Regions from separate parts of the Homo sapiens genome. Here region 2 is linked to region 1. The links are chromatin contacts, found by Hi-C or POLR2A ChIA-PET in ENCODE. All regions are on one chromosome and are shown on one strand. The core of a region is the stretch at or near the end of the contact, and the rest is flanking DNA. Distances in the headings are between cores, read along the strand shown.

Evidence for each region. Hi-C counts contacts between places; a loop is a spot of excess contacts on that map. ChIA-PET counts read pairs that join two places held with the same protein, here RNA polymerase II (POLR2A). Pooled maps may share reads with other maps.
Region 2: a pooled map shows a loop between it and region 1 (9-fold over the local background). The contact joins the enhancer-like site here to the promoter of C2orf69 in region 1. A Hi-C loop is called at or near these places in 8 of 50 pooled maps. POLR2A ChIA-PET finds 5 or more read pairs at or near these places in 2 of 52 experiments (CD4-positive, alpha-beta T cell and Caco-2).

The regions. Positions count from the first base shown.
Region 1 is chr2:199,909,224-199,914,395 of GRCh38, forward strand. It overlaps C2orf69 (chromosome 2 open reading frame 69), which reads left to right and starts at 2,070. Exons shown (of 2, transcript NM_153689.6): 1 at 2,070-2,548. The coding sequence starts at 2,216. It overlaps LOC101927687 (a long non-coding RNA gene), which reads right to left and starts at 1,923. Exons shown (of 4, transcript XR_923766.4): 1 at 1,802-1,923. RefSeq lists an enhancer at 2,202-2,391.
Region 2 is chr2:200,453,267-200,458,438 of GRCh38, forward strand. The region is part of intron 8 of SPATS2L (spermatogenesis associated serine rich 2 like); the gene reads left to right. The region is part of intron 2 of LOC101927741 (a long non-coding RNA gene); the gene reads right to left. Among named protein-coding and RNA genes, the nearest start is that of KCTD18, 54 kb to the right of the region's middle. Within about 2 kb of position 2,430, at least 4 of the 41 ENCODE cell types and tissues checked have a DNase peak (open chromatin) inside an H3K27ac peak, as active enhancers do.

The DNA.
Region 1 (5,172 bases), core at 820-3,319:
TAAATTCTTACTTGTATTTCTCAAAGACCTTAATTATCTTAGCGATACTGAGACAACTTTGTGGCATTTAATATTTGCTACAATTTTCCTTATAAAACACATTCTCCACTCTCTTCAATAAGAATAGATTTCATTAAGGCAGGGCATGGTGGCTCCTGCCTGTAATCCCAGCACTTTGGGAGGCCGAGGCGGGTAGATCACCTGAAGTAAGGAGTTCGCAACCAGCATGGTCAACATGGAGAAACCCTGTCTCTATTAAAAAAATACAAAAATTAGCCGGGCGTGGTGGCACATGCCTGTGATCTCAGCTACTAGGGAGGCTGAGGCAAGTGAATCGCTTGAATCTGGGGGGCAGAGATTGCAGTGAGCCGAGATTGTGCCACTGCACTCCAGCCTGGGTGACAAAGCAAGATCTTGTCTTAAAAAAATAAACTTAAAAATAAAAATAGATTTCATTATAAGGTCAAGCTAAAAACAAGACCACAAATCAAAAGCTGCATTTGCAATTCATGTACATGTTTGGACTTTTAGATAACATTTCAGCAATCCTCTATCTAACAATGGAAAGTAACATGTTTGCAATTGGCAAAACAGAGTGACGTCAGGTTGCCTAAATGTCATTATATACTAATTATTGTATAACTAACCTCTACTTGTTTTTAACCAGTTATTTTAGAAAGCGGCAGATTTCCTTAGTAATTAATTGAATAATTTTTGATTGATAACAATATTTTGATGTCAGATGGAATGCAACAATTTAGACCAGAGTAGGTTAGCATACTAAGTCACCAAGTCTATACATATATATAAATCATATTTTATCATTTGCTCATTTATGTTCCTACTCCAAGCCATTTGTTATTATTTGCATATGTAGACCAAAGAAAACAGTATGTGTGCTTAAATACACATATATAAACTCCGAACAATTATATATAAAGTGCTTAGATTTCTGGCCTATAGTAAACCCTCAACAAATGTTGGCTGTAGTTTTTTGTAATTTTCATTAATTATTCTCTTTACAGTGCTTTGTCTCACAAGTACTTGGATCTCATCCTCGCTCGCACACATTTCCCTGTTTTGTTTGTTTTTGGTTTATTTTTTGAGACAGGGTCTGCTTCTGTTGCCCAGGCTGGAGTGCAGTGGTGGGATCACAACTCATTGCAGCATACAACTCCTGGGCTCAAGCGATCCAATCTCCCATCTCAGCCCTCCCAGTAGCTTGGACTATAGGCATGCACCACCACGCCCGGCTAATTAAAAAAAAAAATTTAGTAGAGACAAGGCCTCCCTATGTTGCCCAGGCTGGTTTCAAACTGCTGGACTCAAGTGATCCTCCGCCTCGGCCTCCCACAGTGCTGGGAGTACAGGCCTGAGCATACATTTCGCCAAATCTTATTCCTACTCAACTGGCCACAGATAGTTGCTGGACACACATGACTTTCCTACACTGTTTAGTTTTTGAAAACCTCCAAATAGCAAAACACCAAGTAAAGCGTACTGCCTCGCCCCGTTTTTTTCCTGTCCTAGATCATGTACCCTGTTCCCAAACAGAGATGAATTAGCTTCATATCTAACCACAAATTCTCCATGAGCACAGAGATCTTCGTATATCTATAATAATTGTACTCAGGAAACTCAAGGTATGAGGAGAGAGATTCCCTTCCTTCGGGGCTTGTAGGAGACTTCCCACGGAATCTTCTTTGGGAATGTCTCCCTTTTAAGCCCTGAAAGACCAGATAAATCTCAGGTGAACCTAGAGAAACAGGGAGCTTCGTATACTCAAAAGTCTATACATTACGTATTATTGAACGGCGACCTGCGGCCGCCCCTGCTGCTGCGCATGCTCCATAACTGCCGCTTGCTATAGCTGGGAGTACTGTATTATCTCTTTGCTCTTCGCCGGCTCTTCCCCAGACTTCTGTTCGAACTTCCCGGCCGCGGCAGAACCCACCAATCACAAACGCCCTTCCTCAAGCCACGCCCACCGTCTTCTCCGGGATCCCAAGACCGATTTCGCCCACACCCCTCCCTTCCTTTCCTTACGCACGCTGCGCGCGGACGTCGGCCTCTGACGTCGTCGCCTCAGCGCCGGCTCCCGGCCGGGCCGCGGCCGCCGACCGTTGAGCCGCCGGCTGAGCCGCCTGCTGAAGTCCCTCCCTCAGGAACCCCTCCGCCACCCTCCACCTCCGAACCGCTCTCGCGGCGGCGACCCATGTGGGGGTTCAGGCTCCTGCGGTCGCCGCCGTTGCTGCTCCTGCTGCCGCAGCTCGGAATCGGAAACGCCTCGTCCTGCTCTCAGGCCAGAACCATGAACCCGGGCGGCAGCGGCGGCGCGCGATGCTCCCTCTCGGCCGAGGTGCGCCGCCGTCAGTGCCTGCAGCTTTCCACCGTGCCTGGAGCCGATCCGCAGCGCAGCAACGAATTGCTCCTGTTGGCGGCGGCCGGGGAGGGACTGGAGCGGCAGGACCTCCCCGGGGACCCAGCGAAGGAGGAGCCGCAGCCGCCGCCCCAGCATCACGTCCTCTATTTCCCTGGGGATGTGCAGGTAACTCGGGGCCTGCCTGGGTATCTGTTCCTTCCTCTCGTGTATACGTACGCGGTCACTGATTCTTCCCTCGTGGCTGCTGCCTGGTTCCTTTCCTTGCCTGAACACACCCACACATTCACTGAGGGTGGCTCTTCCTCTACTCCACGAAATCCAAAACCGTGCCTTCCACGCCCTTGGCGCCCTTTGTCCATAGAACCCCATGGGGAAGGTGTCCGACGAGGGCTACGATCTCGAAAGAGCCAGCTGTCGGTCCAGGTTTCCAAGAGGCGGAATTTGAGACAGGGAGTGACACGCATCTTGTATATTTATTCTATAATTTGGTTTCTCAGAGGACCGTGTGTGTGTGTTGGGCAGGGGACAGAGCGATGGCTTTCAAATTAAGTTAGCACGTAGTGTTTAGAAAACGGTGGCAGTAATTAAAAACCAAACAAACATTACAAAGGTATGACATCCAGTAACCCTAAAAAAGAGTGGGGATGGGTGGAAGAAAAGGGACAATAATTATTAAGCATGTCAATGTTTTGATGCTCACCTCTTTTGTACTTTTGCTTTTGCATGTTATGTTTATTATTTTATAGCTGCAGGTAAATATCCGTGGTTATGTTGCCCTGAAAACTGGGTCTTAATCTAACGTTGCATTATCTAATATGGTAGCCATTAGCCATATATGGCTATCTGAATTAATTAAAATTAAATAAAACTAAAAATCCAGTTATTCATATTAGCTGCATTTCAAGTGCTCAGTAGCTACAGATGGCTTGCGTGTGCTGTATTGGACAGCACAGATATATAGCATTATCATAGAAAATAATCCATCATCATAGAAAGTTCTAGACAGGTAAAGCTAGACTATAGCTAGGTATGTTTCTCTTTTTTGTTTTTTTGAGACGGAGTCTTGCTTAGTTGCCCAGGCTGGAGTGCAGTGGCGCAGTCTCGACTCACTGCAACCTCCGCCTCCCGGGCTCAAGTGATTCTCGTGCCTCAGCCTCCCGAGTAGCTGGGATTACAGGCATGCGCTACCACACTGAGCTAATTTTTGTATTTTTAGTAGAGATGGGGTTCCACCATGTTGGACAGGCTGGTCTCGAACTTCTGACTTCAAGTGATCTGCCCACCTTGGCCTCTGAAAGTGCTGGGATTATAGGTGTGAGCCACCGCGCCCGGCCTACATGTGTTTCTTATACTATGAAACTACATTAGTTTATTTTCAAAATTGGTGCCTTAAAATGACATACTTAGAAACTGTGCTCTGAGTCAGATAATGATTAAGATATAGATATAGATATATAGATATAGATATAGATATTCTCTTTTTTTTTCCAGTTTTTATTAGCAGTCAACTAAACCAGTTATTTTGAGGGCAAAAGAAAATAATATATATTATTTTATATATATATTATATATAAAATTATATATATTATATATAATATATAATATATTATATATAATATATATTATAATATATATAATATATATTATATAAAATATATTCTATAGAATATATATTCTATTATATAATATATATTCTATTATAATATATATTATATATAATATATATTCTATTATAATATATATTATATATAATATATTCTATTATGATATATATTATATATAATAACATATATTATATATAATATATATTCTATTATATAAAATATATATTATATAAAATATATATTCTATTATATAAAATATATATTATATAAAATATATATTATATTATATAAAATATATATTATACTATATATAAAATATACTATATAATATATATAAAATATATATATATTTTTATAATATGTATTATTTTCTTTTGCCCTCAAAATAATTGACTGGTTTAGTTGACTGCTAATAAAAACTGGAGAAAAAAAAAGAGAATAAAGAAAAAAACAACTACTACTTAGATTTAAGAGAAAAAAAAGCCACTTACTTACTTGGTGCCCTTGTGGCTCAGATTGGGAAAATAACATGTGACATTTCCGACTATGACTGCCAGAATAATTTTGTGGAACAATTACTGCATGCATTCCTAAAATAATGATGATGATAATGATTACATTTATTGAGCACCTCCTAAGTGTTTTTAAAGTGTGCCAGCCAGGATATATAGTACAAGTCTTCAGAGGAAGTCTAAAAAGTCTTACATACAGTTTGAGGCCAGATTGCCTGGGTTTGAACCCTGATTTAGAACTTTTTAGGTATAAAGTCCCTGGACAATTGTTACATCTCTCTGTGTTTCAGCTACTTCAACTACAAAATAAGAATAATAGTTTATAAGGTGTCAATGGAGATTAAATGTGTGGATACTAAATGAGTTCTGGTCCCTTCTTATCTCTCTGGTGACTTTAAAAATTATTGGAGTATCCTAGTCGTCTGTTCTTCCATGTTTCCTCTGTCTGTGTTCACTCCCTTCAGTCTCATGGCTTTACTCACTACCTGTACACTGACACCCCTCAACATTTATGTATCTAGCCTACACATATTCCCCAAACTTTAGGCCAACCAATTATATGCACGATTATTTCCTTTTGGATATTTAATAGATATCCTAAACCTAAAATCTCTGGATCTTTACCCCTATGCAGTCTTCCTCATGTCATTAATGGAAACTTTACCTTCTTAGT
Region 2 (5,172 bases), core at 1,180-3,679, 540 kb after region 1:
GCAAGAACGTGAGTGCCCTTTACAGTTAGGGCTGCCAGGCCTCCTGACCCTGGGAATAAAGAACCGTACGGTCTTTCTGCATTTGTGGCTGTCAAGCCAGGGAAGCATCTTTGTTGACAGCTGCAACAAAGAAATTGAGAAATTGCAATTGAGAAATTGGTGAGCTGAAACCCCTGACTAGCTTTGCCCTGGGCCCAATAATTGCTGGTAATACTTGGGGAGTTGGACCAGAAATGGTACTCATGGGAACAGTACATTAGGCCTTAAATGTATAAAGGAAGTTTTCCTGCCTTGCAACTAGTGGGCAAAATTTAAGGGAAGGGACACAGATGCTCAGTGCTAGCTAGTACGGGGCAACTGTAGCTTGCCAGCTCAAGGCCCACGTGGTGGTCAGTGGGCACTACTAGGCTATCAGCCCAGCTGACATCCCTCTCAGGGGATGTTAGAACCGTTGGTCACAGTTCTTATTCCTTTGCATTAAGAAGCGGCAGAGCCCACAGTGGAGGGAGATGTTTTTATACCACTCTTTTCTTTTTAGTGAAAGAAATGGAAATTCTTTATGCAGGGAAGCCTGGCTGTAGGGCTTATCAGTCTTTGGCATGCTTTATGCTATTTGGTAGAGGCCAGGAAGGCTGAAATATTCATTAGCATTCATAGCATCCTTTCTCTCCAGCAGTTCCCACCTTCTCTTTCTACTGCATGCGCCTCCTGCTGGGCCTGCCTCCCTCCCCATGCTCCCATTCTGCAATTGTTGGCTTGGCGAATGATGAGTTAAGCTCCAGCTGAAGTACTTTCCCCACAAGAAGGTTCTGCAGCAAAATTGTCTGGGATCAGATGGTCCCCGGCAATTCCTCTCACTCTAGTCTCCCTGAGGCAAATGCATGGAAGATGGAATGTGGCCTGGTTTTAAATCTTTAACATCTAACTCTGGCTGTTGTTACAGATTGAGTTCTTCACCTCCCCTTTGAAATTCTGCTTTCATTCCTCGGTATCTACCAGCAGGTTCTGCTCTCCAGCTTATCAACTACATTGATGGTCCTGTGGCTGCCTCTCTATGGTGGCATCTTTGTATTTGAAGAACACTAGGCCTGACATGACTCACCCAAGCTTCCAAATGAATCAATTTTGTCACTCAATGCCTCCATCTCCAAATTTAAAGAGCCTTTCACAGGGGAGAAAATGATAAATCTATTACTACTAACGAGGCTTTCTGATTCTTTTCATTATTGTTATTATCAGTGCTCTATAGAAAGGAATCAAGACAGTGGAAACATTTTTATAAAATGACACTTTATCTCTGTGATTAACTATATAATAAACTGTAAAGTCTTTGCCATGGTAATCTCCTCCTTACACCTTATTGCTTTGATAATAAAAGCTTTTTTATGGCAACAAAATAAAATTTTACTATCCAGGCAGTTTGGCTAAAATGAGAAGATGTGTTTTTAGAAGGAGAAAGGGCACATCTGAAACATGTGAGGTCCGCGTGGATTTTACGGGAACTCTGTTTATGTAGAACACGTTTGACGTGCCTGGTGCCCTCCAGAGGGCTTTACCCAACCATTTAGAAAACTTTTAGTGGCCAGTGGAAAGCCAATTAAAGAGTTATGTATTTCTGTCAAGTACTCAGGATCACTGTTGAAAAGCAAAAACATTCAGAACTTAGCATTTCAGATGATCAGTGGTGGGAGAACAAATTTCAGTAATTAAACCACCATAGTTTGCAAACTGCCTGTTTTGACTCAGCCAAACCTTGTGTGTTTGGTGAGTATCATGACACCTTTACTCATAAGCTTATGTCTCCAATGATTAAATTCTGTCAGTGACCAAAAGTTTTGCATAAATGTGATGTATATGCAAGCACCACAATGTACTAGTAAGTTTCATTATTGTTATGCCACAGAAAAATGAATATGTTGTCTTCCCTTATATTCATCACTATCAAGAAATTTTTATTGAGCAACCCATAATAAGTCTAAGATCATGAAATTGAACAGAAGTTTTTAAAAACTTAGTCAGAGCTCTCTAAGGAAGTGACGATTAAGCAAAGACCTGAAGGAGGACTCAGAGCTGATTAGATGAAGAGAAGCAAGGTTAAGCAGAAGAGTTGTCTTCAAGGTAGAGGGAAGGGCTTGTTTCAAGCCCCTGTGGCAAGGAGAAAGCCAGGCTTGCTCCTCCTGGGATGTCAGGAAGCTTAGATGAGATCATTCCAGGAAGGCACTGGCACTCTACCTAATGTGCCTGGCCCACCATCTGCACTCAGAAAGTGATCAGCTCACATTTCGAGGCAACTGAGGGCTGATATGTGTCTGCAGAGGTGTACCTCGAAAGCAAGTGTGTGACCTTGCAGCTTCCACAGTAGGAATGTGGTTGATGATACTGTCTCTGATTCTTCTGTGACTCATCAACTCCCTAATGTCATTCCTCTCCAAGGGACTCGCTCCTCCCTCCATATCTGGTAACTCCATACCAGGGCTTTGCCAAGTGCCCTCTGTCCTATCCAGCCTGCAGAGTTGTCAAGCCACACTTGACCACCCATACGTGTCTGTCTCTGTCCTGGTACCTCTAAGAAGATTCCACAGAACATGGAAATGGCACCGATGAAATTACTCCCAAAACTGGATGTGACACACCCAGACACCCCAGGCTTTGTGGGCATTTAGAAGGATTTAGGCATGGTCTTTCCTCTCTGACCTTCTTTTAGTCTGGCACTCGCTTGATGTAAGGCTGGCTCCTCACTGTCTGACAGCCTGCCAAAGGACAGGCTGGCTTTACTACTTCCTCCACATCCACTTCCCACCATTATTCTTCCCTTGACAAGCCTACTGCCTGGAAAGCAAAACTCAAGGAACTCTCAGGTCTACACATTGAGATTCTCAAGGGCAGGCCGGGTTTATCTGCCCTGGGCTGGCCCCTGATCTTGGTTTGCATCAGTTCATCAGCTCCAAGCTGGGTCCTGAGTCAGCAGAGATCACTGACTTGCCTTTGTGCACATGAGTTTTGAAAGCAGCCACCCATAGATAGCAGAGCTTGAATTACTACGATGCTTGCAGACAATCTTCTATGGAAATACCCAGAGAAACGGAAGCCTGGTTTGATGCCAACTTCACAGGCTCTTTCACATCCTCAAGGGTGTGCATTAAGCAGATTAACAATTTATTGTGTAAACCCTCTTCCCTCCTGTTGCTAGCCCAGAAGGTCTGAACTAACCATTGTATATAAATGCCCAGCTTTGTTTAATATGTGTTAGACCCGGGGACAAGTATTGTACCCCAAATGTCCATCTTGTAAATTCTCTGGGCACAAAATTATGTTAACAAATTTGATCAACAAAAGTGTTACGATGGTCTTGTAGCTGATAAAGAAATTAGCAAAGGCCCTTGCACACACCACCATTCCACCAACCCCACACACAAGTGGGAGGATTCCCAAGCCTCCAGGACCTCTGCTTTGCCTGCAGTCTGCTCCTCTCCCCTCCACTGGGCATCTGAGGACATGCCAGTCTTGTGTCACATGCAGCAGTATTTCCCTTAGTGTGTGCTGGGCATGCTCTCTAAACCCAGGGACTCTATTTATAAAGCCTTCTAGTTGATTCAGGGAAGGGAATCCTAATTGCTTCTTCTTGCCATCGTCATTTTCTTTCCTCTCTATCTGCTTTTCACTATTTCCCCAATGAGTCCTGGCAGGTCCTCTCACATCCTTCTCAGCTCTCCCACAAAGAATGTCGTCGTGCTGAGTTTTCTGTCTTCTCTCTTCCCTTTCTGTAAGGGATAAAAATTCAAAACATGTCCTCAAGCAGAGTAGCTTAACCATATATTTGTAGTTTGGGCTTCTGGCTCCACATCTGTAGATTCTCCCCATATCTCCCCAACAGCTTGTCTCGAACAGTCTTTGTTTCCCTAAAGTAAGGTAGCAGTGCCCCTCTCTAAGAAGGTTGTAAATAATGAAAACATACATACACACACACACACACACACACACACACACACACACAGATGCCTCTGTCATGGCTATGTTTGTGAACTTGGCAGAGAAGCTCATAATCACAGGAGCACAAAGCCTATTGACTCAACCCGGCATTTCATACAATTACTGAATATATGCTGGTTGATTACATAGACAGTCTCTGGAAATGCAAGAACTTGTCACATTGGAGACCTCCAAGGAGGGGAACTGAGTAAGTTGGGGCAGAGATGGGATAAAGAGTTCCTTCTCACTGTACACCTTTCTGTATCATGCATTTCCTATATTTAAAACACACTGACATACCTATGTAATGTCAATAGGTAAGGGACAGGCGTCCTGATATGTTGGTTACACCAAAGTGATCATATCCAGTGACCGTAAGCCATGTGTGTCATGGGGCTGGCTGATGTTGTCTGCAGTTGAGGGACTAGGCTTAGAGCCCAGTTCTGGAGAACATGCCATGCACTGTGCAATTAGTCCTTTCCACTAGGATTTCCTGGTTGGGAAGAGCTGAGTTCCTCAGCACACAGTCCTTTACTCTTCAAGTATTTAGGTTGCACAGTCTACTTGAGGAGCCCCTAAACTGCTATGGATATATTCCAGAAGTCACTTCTTACTTTGACAAATACTGCAAAATTTTTCAGAGGAAGTAAATTTTCAACACACTTTAAATTGCAAAAGTACATCTGATGGAGAAGAAAAAGTCCATGTGATGGAACAATCTGAGAGTAATAAAGATGATAACAGTGTTTTGAAGCACATTAAATATGAGTTTATAATTAATGTGTATAATTAAAATATACAAACAAGCAAAAAAATCTTCTTGATTACCTTTGAAGGATGCTAAGGAACCAACTATCATTTTGAAAACAAAAGGGGAGAATCAAGCATTCATCCTACCTTACCTATGCAAACTATACTTCATGATAACCAAATCATTGATAAAGTTTCTCTTTATGGAAGAATTCCAGGAAATAAGAAAGAGTTATAGAATGTGAATATCTCAATTTTGCAAACCCTATAAAATCTAGGCAATGATCATCAATGGCTGCTAAGATCATAAAAAAGAGAGATGTCTTTTGTATTTCCTATAAATTTGCCATTTTAGATGTAGAAATTTGATTAAATTCAGTCTCATTTTTTTTCAGGTGGAGTAGTTCATATCGTATACTTCCATCAGCACACACATAATGACACAATACACTT